Linked DNA regions of Homo sapiens: regions 2 and 3 are each linked to region 1. Evidence: chromatin contacts called from ENCODE Hi-C data. All regions are on one chromosome and are shown on one strand. Each heading gives the region's core, a stretch centred on a gene start or an enhancer-like site at or near the end of the contact. The rest is flanking DNA. Distances are from core to core; before and after follow the strand shown.

Region 1 (3,861 bases), core at 878-3,377:
TAAATAACACGCCAATAATTAACTCAATGTCTTTGAGTTATTTTTTAACTGAAGGCTCCTTCACTTGCTAGCTGGGAAATGACCCCTGGCATGCCATTTAAGCAACTGAGCCTCATTTTTTTTCCTTTTAAAAAAAATTATTATTAATACCTTTTAATGTTTCACATTTTCTTTCAGAAGATTTGTAACAAAAACACATGGAATTTAGTATGTGTTTCAGTAAAATGGGTAAATACAGAATCTGAACAAGACAAGTCTATAAGGTATAATCCTTCTTGTGGGGACAGAACATTCCACTCCATTAAGAAAAGAGAATCACAACATTATTAGGCCCGATTATCTCATATTGCTTACTGTTCTAATTTCAGAGACTGGCGGACTTGGAGAAATAAACAAATGAAAATAAATAAATAAGACTGAACACAGTCAACTGCCTCAATTCCCCTCTCCTTTTCCCTTTTCCCATTTTCTCCATAAAGACAGATGAGATGAGGATGTGATGAGTCTCATTTTTCTTCTCTCTAATATGGTGGATAATAGGTCCGCTTCTAGGATTCTTGCAAGGATTATATAATATAATCTATGCAAAGAGTCATACACATGCCCCACATATACTAAATGCCACTGTTACAATCATTATGATCACTTTCGTCTTGCTGCTGTAACAAATTGCCACAAGTTTGGTGGCTTAAAACAACACAAACGTATTCTGGTAGAGTTCTGGAAGTCAGAAGTTTGAGATGAGTGTTACAAGACTAAAATCACCGTGTCAGCAATGCTGCATTCCTTCTGGAGACTCTGGAGGAGGGCTCATTTCTTTGCTTTTTCTAGCGGCCTCCTGCATACCTAGGCATGTGGTCCCACTCTCCCTCTTCAAAGCATCTCTGATCTCTGTCTGACTCTGGCCATCCTGTCTACCCCTTATAAGGATGGTTTTGATGATAGGGGACCCACCTGCACAATCCAGGCTAGCTCCCCATCTCAATCGCTTTAATTTCATCATCTCTGCCAATTCTCTTTTGCTATATAAAGGTCACCATATACCCAGATTCTGGGGATTAGAAGGTAGACATCTGGGAGTCGGGGTGAGGGTGATTGGTCTGTCTACCATAATCATTAACATTTTTATCAAGACTAGCTCATTTAACTCATCTAATCCTCACTAAGACCCATTAGGTAAATAAAATTATATCCCCCTTTGGAAACTGAGGCACACGGAAGTTAAGTAACTTGCCCAAGGTCACACAAGCAGTAAGCCGTGAAGAGCGATTCCAACCCAGAAAGTCAGCTTTCGAGTTCACGTGTTCTTTGTTTTTTTTTTTTTTGATCTCGACTCACTGCAACCTCCACCTCCCAGGTTCAAGCGATTCTTCTGCCTCAGCCTCCTGAGTAGCTGGGAATACAGGCGCGCACCACCACGCTCGGCTAATTTTTTTTTTTTCTTGTATTTTCAGCAGAGACGGGGTTTCACCATGTTGGTCAGGCTGGTCTCAAACTCCTGACCTCCTGATCCACCCGCCTCAGCCTCCCAAAGTGCTGGGATTACAGGCGTGAGCCACCGCGCCCGGCCCAGGAGTTCACGTTCTTAAGAGCTGAAATATGTAAAGTGGCCCATAATAAGCACTACATTAATGTTAGCTATTATTCTTGTTATTTCTACTAAGATTAATATAATAATCCTTATCTCGTACGCTCTTTTAAGAACCAACTATTTAACGTGTGAAAAGTGCCAGGCAGCAGGTCCTGGAATTGCAGTTAAGATTCTTCCGGTCCTCCCAATCCACCTTTCCCGAGACGCTCGAGTTCACTTACTTAAGCGTCAGCCTTCCCCAAGATGGCGTTATCTTTGTCGCCAACCCCACATCCGCCCCACCCAATATGGCGTCCATCGCAATCAAAAGCTTTATTCCGCCCTTCTCAAGATGGCGCCCACACCAATCCTTGTTACCTTCCGCCCTCAAGATGACCTTAGCAGTTAGCGTCAACCTCCGCACTCTATGACCTTTCCAAAATGATGGTGAACGTAATACGCACCACACTCTGACCTTCTCAAGATGGCGCTGAGCTGACAAACTCGCGTCGCAAACTCACGCAAACTCAGTGTCGCTGTCGAAGACACTTCCGGTTGCGACGGAGGTAGGCTTACGAGGCCTGTGTCGGGTAGAAAGGGTCCTTCCTGGACCGGGACCCTCTGCCACGACCATGGACCGTAGGAAAAAGCCTTTGGACGTCACGGCCTCCTCGGTGAGTGAGGGTATGAGGTAACTCCACGGGCTCCGGGTTCACCGTGTCTCCATCAGACAAGAATGTCGACCTAGCTTGTTTCTTCACTCGGGGACCCAGAGACCTGACCTCTCCCCTCAAACAGGAACCCCCGAACTGGATTTTCTTCTCCGGCGGGGATCCGGTTCAGTTTTCTTACAGGACCCTGAATTGGGCTACTCTCCTCTGACATGCGCCCGGGCCAGAACCCTCGGACACGGATCTGAACCTGGTGTCCCGTGGGTTAGGAAACTCCGTGCCTCACCTCTGCCCTGCCCACAAGGACCTGCACCTCGTCAGCCTTCTCCCTTACAGTCAGGAGGAACCCTAGCTTCTTTTTGCTATGCAGACATATCCTCTTCCTGGTTTCTCCTCCATCCAGGGACCCACAAAGTCCTCCCAGAACTTTAGAGTGTGACATATTTCGCAGGACCCGAAAGTGTCCAGCGTGCCCTCCCTGGAACTAAACAGTTGTTAATGCAGGCATAGGGAGTTGTGAGGTCTGAAAGGATGTAAGCAGATTTATTACATCAGCTACTCTAGAAAGAAAACTTGTTCTAAGTACACATTTTGTGCCAGCACTTTATATGCACTATCTCATTGAATCCTCCCAATGGCTTTAGGAGGTAGGTGCTATTAATATCTCCGTTTTATGGATGATGAAATTGAGGCCTGGAAAGATGAAGTAGCTTTCCCCAGCTTACAGACAGAAATCTTAGTGATAGCCGGGCGCGGTGACTCACGCCTGTAATCCCAACACTTTGGGAGGCTGAGGCGGGCAGATCACCTGAGGTCGGGAGTTTGAGACCAGTCTGACCAACATGGAGAAACCCCGTCTCTACTAAAAATAAAAAAATTAGCCGGGCGTGGTGGTGCACGCCTGTAATCCCAGCTACTCGGGAAGCTGAGGCAGGAGAATCGCTTGAACCGGGGAGGCGGAGGTTGCGGTGAGCCGAGATCGCGCAATTGCACTCCAACCTGGGCAACAAGAGCGAAACTCCGTCTAAGGGGCGGGGGGCGGGGGGAAGAAATCTTAGTGATAGACCCTTTCTCACTCACTCTACTTGACTCCAAAGCTGCTGCCTTTTCATCATCAGAGCAAATTGCCCAACCTTTGATTTAATCTTGAATTTACTTCAGAGTATTAGGACACAAAGTGAGTAGGAAGGAAAACATATAGGTGTCCCAATATTTGAGTACTAGTTATTATTGGTAACTATTATTGGTTAAAATTGGTACCAGTTATTATTTTGTTTGAAGATCAGGAACCAGAAAGCTATAAATATTAAAGCCAACCTATACTGACAGGTTAGCAGTAATTGTAATAAGAATGCTATTTGAGAATTTACATTTTTTTGAGCATCTCTTAAAGTTAAAGGCAGTTGTAGACTAGGAAGATATGTGGCTGGAAAATTTGGTGTGGTTAAGTAAGCTTAGAAGAAAAAGTAGAAGTTTTTCATTTGTTTTTAAAAATTTCCAGTATTAGGGTCTGCAGTGAAACTGCCCTTTGCATTATTAAATGGTTACCTTTTAAATCGATTTCTTCCAAAACGGAAATTGAACCCAGCCATTTTTATCTTCCTTAACAAATAAAGTGAT
Region 2 (4,134 bases), core at 1,531-4,030, 5.3 Mb before region 1:
TATAAAGCTATTACAGATGTTCCTTGACTTACAATGGGATTATATCCCAATAAACCCACCATACGCAGAAAATAGTGTAAGTTAAAAATGCATTATAACCCATCAGCCCATTGTAAAGTCAAAAAATTGTAAGTCAAACCATCCTAAGTCAGAAAGCATCTGTAGTGGAATTGGTGAGTAATGTGTTCTATGTTTAATTTTTTGACGAAAGGCTAAATTGTTTTCCAATGGACGTGTATTAGTCCATTTTCACACTGCTGATAGAGACATACCCAAGACTGGGCAATTTGCAAAAGAAAGAGGTTTAATGGATTTACAGTTCCATGTGGCTACGGAGGCCTCACAATCATGGTGGAAGGTGAAAGGCACTTCTTACATGGCGGCAGCAAGAAAGAGAATGGGAGAAGCGGAAGTGGAAACCTCTTATCAAACCATCAGATCTTGTGAGACTTATTCACTACCACAAGAACAGTATGCAGGGAATCACCCCCATGATTCAATCATCTCCCACTGGGTCCCTCCCACAATATATGGGAATTATGGGAGTATACTTCAAGATGAAATTTAGGTGGAGTCACAGAGCTAAAACATACCAGGGCATATATCATTTTGTATTTTCATCAGCAATGTATAAGTGCTCCATTGCCCCACATACTCATTAGAACTTGGAACTGTTGATTTTTTGTTTTTTACTTTTAGTCATTTTGATGAGTATCCCATTGTGATTAATTTGCAATTCCCTAATGACTAATGATGTTCAGCATCTTTTCATGTGCTTATTGGCCATTTGTCCATCTTTTGGAGAAATATCTATTCAAGCCCTTTACATATTTTTCATTTTATTTTTGAGACAAGGTCTCACTCTGTCACCTGGGCTGAAGTGCAGTGATGTGATCATAACTCATTACAGCCTCAACCTCCCCAGCTCAAGCTATTCTCCTGTCTCAGCCTCCCGAGTAGCTGGGACTACAGGTGAGTGTCACCATGCCTAGCTAATTTTTGTCATTTTTTTGTAGCGACAGAGTTTTGCCATGTTGCCAGAGCTAGTCTCAAACTCTGAGCTCAAGCGAGCCACTCACCTCAGCCTCCCAAAGCGCTGGGACTACAGGCATGAACCACCACTCCCAGCCCCTTTGCACATTTATAAATTGTGTTCTTTTTGGTTTTGTTTTGTTTTAAATTCGGTTTATCTTTTTGTTGTTGGGTTCCTTTCACAATAAGTTAACTTTTGTCAACTGAAAAATAAAAATAAAATTCTATGCCCCCCAACTGACTGAACAGGCCCTCTCTTGGCCAAGGAGACCCTAGAAAAAACTTGGAAGCTGAGTTCCTACTCATGACAGGATGGGAAGTCGGACACACCTCTTTATAACCCCTCCCTCTATAATCGCCATTAGATTTTCTTTCCTAAGGGTTAAACAGAAACCAGCCCTTTTGAAAGACTCACTCCACCAGCCTGATGCTGACCCTCCCATTTGCAGTTTCAATAGAACAACCGACTAGCATTCCTTCCTGATAAGAGATCACCCACCATCCAGGGAGTGGTTCTGGCCAGTCGACAGAGGACGTGCAGTGAGGGTTTTCACATCCCCTGCTTCACCTTTTGAAGTCAAGCGGTAGAAAACTCTACCCTTGGATCATGCTAAGGCCACCATTTTTTAAACATGGGATCCACAGAGAGGCATGAAGCTCAACTGCACATGCACAAATTGCTCCTTTCATAAATATTCGTGACCCCTCTTACAGTTTATTTAACATGTATATTTGGCCACTGTGTTTAGCATAAATCCCTGTCTTATTCTTCCAACCCTGGAAGTGCCTGTTTTTGGCTTCTGACTGGAAGCTAGGCTTCCCAGTCTGTCAAAATGGCTACCATGCAGGTTCAACTCTTTTTTTTTTTTTTTTTTTTTTTTTTTGAGATGATGTCTTGCTCCCAGACTGGAGTGCAGTGGCACAATCTTGGCTCTCTGCAACCTCTGCCTCCTGGGTAAGCAACTCTTCTGCTTCATCTTCCCAAGTAGCTAGGACTACAGGTGCAGGCCACCACATCCAGCTAACTTTTGTATTTTTAGTAGAGATGGAGTTTCACCATGTTGGCCAGCCTGGCCTCAAACTCCTGACCTCAAGTGATCCACCCGCCTCAGCCTCCCAAAGTGCTGGGATTACAGGCATGAGCCACTGTGCCCGGCCAGGTTCAACCCTTTATGAGAAATAAAGTTCATCTGATTGGGCACAGTGGCTCATGCCTGTAATCCCAGCACTTTAGGAGGGCTAGACAGAAGAATCACTTGAACCCAGATGTTCGAGACCAGCTTAGGCAACATAGTGAGCCCCACTATTTCTATTTTTTTTAAACTAAAGAAAAATATGAAGTAAACAGTGCTAAAATAGTGATGGCAATACAGAAATCAGGAACTAGTGGCATGACATTTTGAGAAAGATATTTAAATAAGCTGGAGAGACTCGGTGTCTCCAGCTTTAAAACAGAAATCAGTCTCTGCCACTTCATAGGTGCTAGAACAAAAGAGACTTGTTCCAAATGAGATGACGCATGTGAAGCGCTTACCCAGTGCTCGGCAAGGGGAAGCACTCTCTAAACGTTAGCAAATACCATGGTAGGACACAAGGCCCCTGACTCTCCGCTTTCAGCTTACTGAAGATCCTCAAAACCAACAGCACACAGCTTCCAGCGCATGCTCCTTTCCCCAAGACCTTGTGGGGGAACCCGCCGCCAGCGCGGAGCCACCGTGACTCGTAGCCTGACTTCCGTTTCCGGGGGCGGCTTCCGGCGGCGTGACCTGACCGCAAGAGGCCAATGGAGTGTGGGAGCTGAAAGGGTCTTCGCTGGCGGCCGGTAACTGGCGGCGGTTGGGAACGGCCGAGTGTGGCTCTTCTGGTGTTTCAGCTTGGGGAGAGAGGGGTGGCCTTCCTCTTGCAGTTGAGGCCGGCGCCGAGCCGGACTTCAGGCGGATCTCGTGGCGGAGCCCATCTTGCTCCCTCTCCCAGGCCTTTACCCGCTCCCTAGGATTCCCGGGCCCTGTAGGTGGGAGTTGGGAGACGTGAGTTCTCTTTCATTCTGCGCCTCTCATTGGCTCTCTGACCTTGTGCGGAACGCGTCCTTTAGCTGACCTCAGCTGCATTTTTTAGAAGATGGAGATTGTATTCACAGTGACTGTCAGCTTTTTAACGGCGGGAACTGACGTAGTGTTAAACACTGTCGTGTATCGCTGGCACAGCACAAGGACATTATAGGTATTCTGTACTCAATTAAGTTATTTTGAGTCACAGACCTTTTGAAAATCTCGTGTAAGCTATGGCCCCTCCACCTCTCTAATACTTCCCCCGGCCCCCACCCCAAGCACACACAAAAGCTTATGCATAGGAAATTTGTTTTACTATTTCGGATTACTTCCAAGATCTCTCTCCTGATGCCCATCTATGGATCCCAGAGTCTGGCAAGTAGTAGGCGTTTGAACATTTGTAATCATTAGATAGTAAGTATTCAGTTAACCATTTTTATTTTTAATTTTTTCTTTTTTTTTTTTTTTTTTTTTGAGACAGGGCCTCACTGTGTCACCCAGGCTGGAGTGCAGTCCTCCCACCTCAGCCTCCCAAGTAGCTGGACTCCAGGCGCCCACCACCACGCCCAGCTATTTTTTGTGTTTTTGGTAGAGATGAGATTTTGCCATCTTACGCAGATTGGTCTCGAACTCTTGGCCTCAAGCAATCTACTCACCTCAGCTCCCTAAAGTGCTGGGATTACAGGCATGAGCCAGTGTGCCCAGCCCAGTTAATCATTTTTAAATGCATGAAATGCTATTTCACAGGAGGGAAGAAGATAGATAGCCTATTAATAAGTTTTAATTATTGGCCTAACCAGGTACTACTCTCACTTGTCTCCTAACGACTCTAGGAAAGAGGTATTACTAATTACTTAATTACATTTGAAGGTTTGGGAGAATTAATTTGCCATAAGTCATTCAACCTATGATGGTGGAGGCAAGAATTCAAACCTGTATCTATCTGAAACTCCAAAAGCCCCATATTATTATTATTATTATTATTTATTTTATTTATTTATTTATTTTTTTGAGACAGAGTCTTGTTCTGTTACCCCAGCCGGAGTGCAGTGGC
Region 3 (3,721 bases), core at 398-2,897, 5.7 Mb before region 1:
ATGGAACCCGCCTCTAAAGAACACTGAAATTGTGGGAATATGTAAAGTGTGCTTAAATCTACAAAGCAGGAGCTTTACAGGTTACAGAGCTCTTTTACTTTCCTTATCCAAGTCAAGCTTCATGACAACAAATTAAAAGGGGAAAGAAGCACTTAACACAGTGCTAATAATAATAAAATATATTCATTGAATGCTTACTACATTCCAGATACTTTCAATCAAGCAGCAAATAATATTTGAGCACCCACTTGGTGTCAGGCACTGCAGTAAGCACAGTGAATACACAGCAGAATCTGTGCCCACATACATCAACTAATTTATTTAATCAATCCTATGAACTGTTATTTTTGTCTCTAATTTATAGTTGAAGAAATTCAGGCTCAGAGAGGTTAAGTTACTAACCGAAGGTCATACAGTCAAGAGGCAGACAGGAGATTTCACCCAGGACCACTGGAACTCAAATCTGTGCTCTTCTCCACTGCATCCTGGTGCCAAGCCCACAACTCCAAAACTACAGCTTTCCTGGATCATTTCACAATGTCAGCTTCTCATCATGCAGATATCTCAAGTCCCCAAGCACTCTAGACGTCACTGATGACAGCAGGAAGAACAAGGCCTTCTACTTACTTTAGCCTTCACTTAATTCTAAAGTCAAATTTATGAGTCAGTGGGACAGGTATTATAATCCCCAAGTCTACAAAACTGAGGGAGAAGAAGGCTATCTTAGCCACTGTGAGAAACGGAAATAATCACAGAGCAAGAAGAAACACCAAGCAACTGATCTTTATCCAGCACAGCAAAGTGCATCTGCTCTTGAGCAAATCCAGGGCCCACCACTACTGTAAATGGAAACTGGTATGCCTTGCCAAAACAGAAAGTGGCCACAAAAATAAATGTTATTTAAGTGAAATAATCAGACGCAATGCAAGATCAGCGCTGAGCCTGAGTCCTGATCTCTGTTTAAGAGACATGAGCAATTGTTAGAGAAGAGTGAAGGTGTGTTAGAGAGGAGTTGGGGCAGTATGTCAGAACAAACGAGCACTACGTTTATTGAGAATAATCAGAAGAAATGAAAGAGCCTGTAAAGGAGACTACCTGCTTGGCTACGTGATTACATACATGTTATCTGATAAAGTGTCCACCCAAAATCATGTCCGGTGTCACTGTTTAGTGCTTGACACAAAGTAAGCTTTCAGTAAAGAACAGCTGTCGATGTCATTGTTTGGAATAACTGTTTTTCTCCATGTTATTGTTGGGATTGGATCGCAGAATAGCTGGTGCCATAAGACTGCCAACCTCAGCTCACCAGGCTTGTCCTTGTCACTTATCAGAGGAGTAAACTGAGACCCAGAGCCACGCGGTCGGCTAGTGGCAGGGCAGAGCCGGATACCCGGGCCCAGTGCGACGCTCGCGCCTCATCCTTTCTCCTTAAGGCGAGGACATCCTCCTCAAAGGGAGGGACCTCCCCCCGCAGACACCCGGGAGCTCCCAAACTCCCCGAAGCACTCACCTTCATGACTGCCAGGCCCGGAGGCCACCGAGACTCGGCCAGGGAGTCCATGGTCGCTCCCGAGGATGCTGGGGGTCAGCCACCCACTAGCCTCCGGCGCTCCAACACCACTCGAAATTCCCCGCGCTACCGCATTACGTCAGCAGCCCGCGACGCGCCAGAGGCGGGCGCGGAGCCTGCCGGAAGTTGTAGTAGTATGTGGGCGGGGCGCCGCTTAAGGGCTTGTACTGCGCATGCGCCAGGCTTCTGCCGCACTTACCTTGAAGAAAGTGAATGGTTAAAAAGCGTAGAGCCAGTTGAATATTAAGAAAAGATAGCCAGGAATCAAACCAAATCCAGACCTCACCAGATCTGTCAAGGTCCAGGCTCATGACCCCCCTCCGGGTCGCCCACCCTAATCGCAGTGACTATCCGTCCTTGCTCTGAACAGAAGTTTTTATATCCATTACTTTATGTCTCCCGTATCACAACACTGGGAGGTAGATGTTATCATTGTCAGTTTACACAAGAGAAGCCTACGCCCGAAAAAGTGGATAGAGTTTCGAGTCAGATTCCAAACAGGACCTCTGGGCTTTAAATGGGAGCTGTTGCTTTTATTCATATTAAAATTTTAATGCACGGTTTTTCTTTTTCTTCGGAGAGAAGCACCATTAACTTTGGCATATAGCCTTCTAGATATTTCCTATGCAGATTGACGAAGATTCTTTGCTTGAGCAAACTTTAGTCAGGCTCCTGAACCTTCTCCTAGGCCAATCTGTGTACTTCCTGTAAAAATCCAGTTTTAGCAAAAAACCCTGCTAAATCAAGTTACCAAGAATCCCCACCTTTGATATGTGATCACTCTTGATATCTGATGTGTTCCTCATCCTCCACCATCCCCCAGTTGATGTCTGATCACCCTGGCCTCTTCAGCAAGAATCTACTGTTACCTCTGATGTTTCCTCTTAGTAATTTTTCATGCACTGCTCCCCACCCTGCTTCCTGGCTATAAATTTCCATTTGCCCATGTTGTATTCAGAGTTGAGCCCAGTTTTCACCAATTGCAAGACACAGTTCCAGTGGTCTCTATACCTACTTGAATTGTCCTGATTAAGTCTTCCTTATTGTGCTTTAACAAGTATCATTGAACAATTTTTTTCTTAAACGAGATATAAATATAGATACTTTTTTTCATACATGTTATATTAAATGCATGAGGAATGGAGGTTTACGGTGTCCACCCCCGCCCCCCACTTTGTATCAGCCAATCATAGAACGGCATGCAAATGAACGCAAATGAATGCCAGGCTGAGCTGGAAAATGTCGGATAGTTCTGGATGTGGAGGAAGTGGGGTCTTGGAGAGACAAAGGAAAAGCATTTAAGACCAGGTCCGTGGCCTGAGTGAACCAGTAATTGTTTTTTTCACACTACTAGTTGGACAAGGTAATTAGGTTTAAGGTGACAAATGGCTGGGAAGGTGAGAGAGGAAGAGAGAGGAGATGAGAAAAAAGAGAAAGAATGGGTAAGGAGAAAGGGAGAGAGAGAAAAGACAGGGACAGGAATGTACTTTTTGCATTCAACCATGGAGACAGATTTGGAAGGAGGCAGTACTTGTTAGTCCTGGGGCCAAAATACATTTCCCTATCTATGGAGAGCCTCCAGGACAGGATGCGGTGCCATTCATCTCTGAGTGTCTGCCAATAGCTGGTGGGTGAGGCTGAATGAATGGATGAATCACCGACTAAGCCCACATTCCCATAAATCTTTTCCTCCCAGGCTGAGCATTTCTCTTCCTGCCATCTTCAGCAGCACCAGGGTGATAGATCCCATCAAGCCCACCTCTAGGCCCAGGAAGGAAAGTTCAAGAACAAGCGCACTTTGAGCTCAGGAAAAGGCGTTTGTCTTGGGTGTTTATCTAACCCTGGGAGCCATTCTCCTCTTAACAAGCTGCTGTTTGTATGGACTTTCTCCTTCTGTTAGATCAATAAAGAGATTGTACTTCCTTATTCAGGACTAAAAACAAAATGTTCCATGTAAAATAAAAGCAGGCTAGTGTTTAGTGGAATCTTCTGTGGCACATAGCACACAGCGAGAAGCCAGAATAGGATGGCCAGATAAAATACAAGTTGCCCAGTAAATCTGAATTTCAGATGAACCGCACACAACATTTTAGTGTAAACCTGCCCCAAATATTGCACACAACCTATTAACCAATTATTTGTTGTTTAACC

The links. Hi-C counts contacts between places; a loop is a spot of excess contacts on that map. Pooled maps may share reads with other maps.
Region 2: a pooled map shows a loop between it and region 1 (18-fold over the local background). The contact joins the promoter of THUMPD3 here to the promoter of CCDC174 in region 1. A Hi-C loop is called at or near these places in 5 of 50 pooled maps.
Region 3: a loop to region 1 is called in a pooled map, with 21 times the contacts of the local background. The contact joins the promoter of RAD18 here to the promoter of CCDC174 in region 1. A Hi-C loop is called at or near these places in 7 of 50 pooled maps.

Annotation. Positions count from the first base shown.
Region 1 is chr3:14,649,635-14,653,495 of GRCh38, forward strand. It overlaps CCDC174 (coiled-coil domain containing 174), which reads left to right and starts at 2,128. Exons shown (of 11, transcript NM_016474.5): 1 at 2,128-2,244. The coding sequence starts at 2,203. It overlaps LOC124909347 (a long non-coding RNA gene), which reads right to left and starts at 2,487. Exons shown (of 2, transcript XR_007095826.1): 1 at 2,035-2,487; 2 at 1-1,592. RefSeq lists enhancers at 1,669-2,327, 1,831-2,230, 2,371-2,440.
Region 2 is chr3:9,360,274-9,364,407 of GRCh38, forward strand. THUMPD3 (THUMP domain 3 tRNA guanosine methyltransferase) reads left to right here and starts at 2,781. Exons shown (of 10, transcript NM_001114092.2): 1 at 2,781-2,854. It also overlaps a transcript of SRGAP3 not described here. RefSeq lists enhancers at 2,511-2,720, 2,941-3,000, 3,071-3,150, 3,171-3,230.
Region 3 is chr3:8,961,825-8,965,545 of GRCh38, forward strand. RAD18 (RAD18 E3 ubiquitin protein ligase) reads right to left here and starts at 1,648. Exons shown (of 13, transcript NM_020165.4): 1 at 1,511-1,648. The coding sequence starts at 1,561. RefSeq lists an enhancer at 1,496-1,665.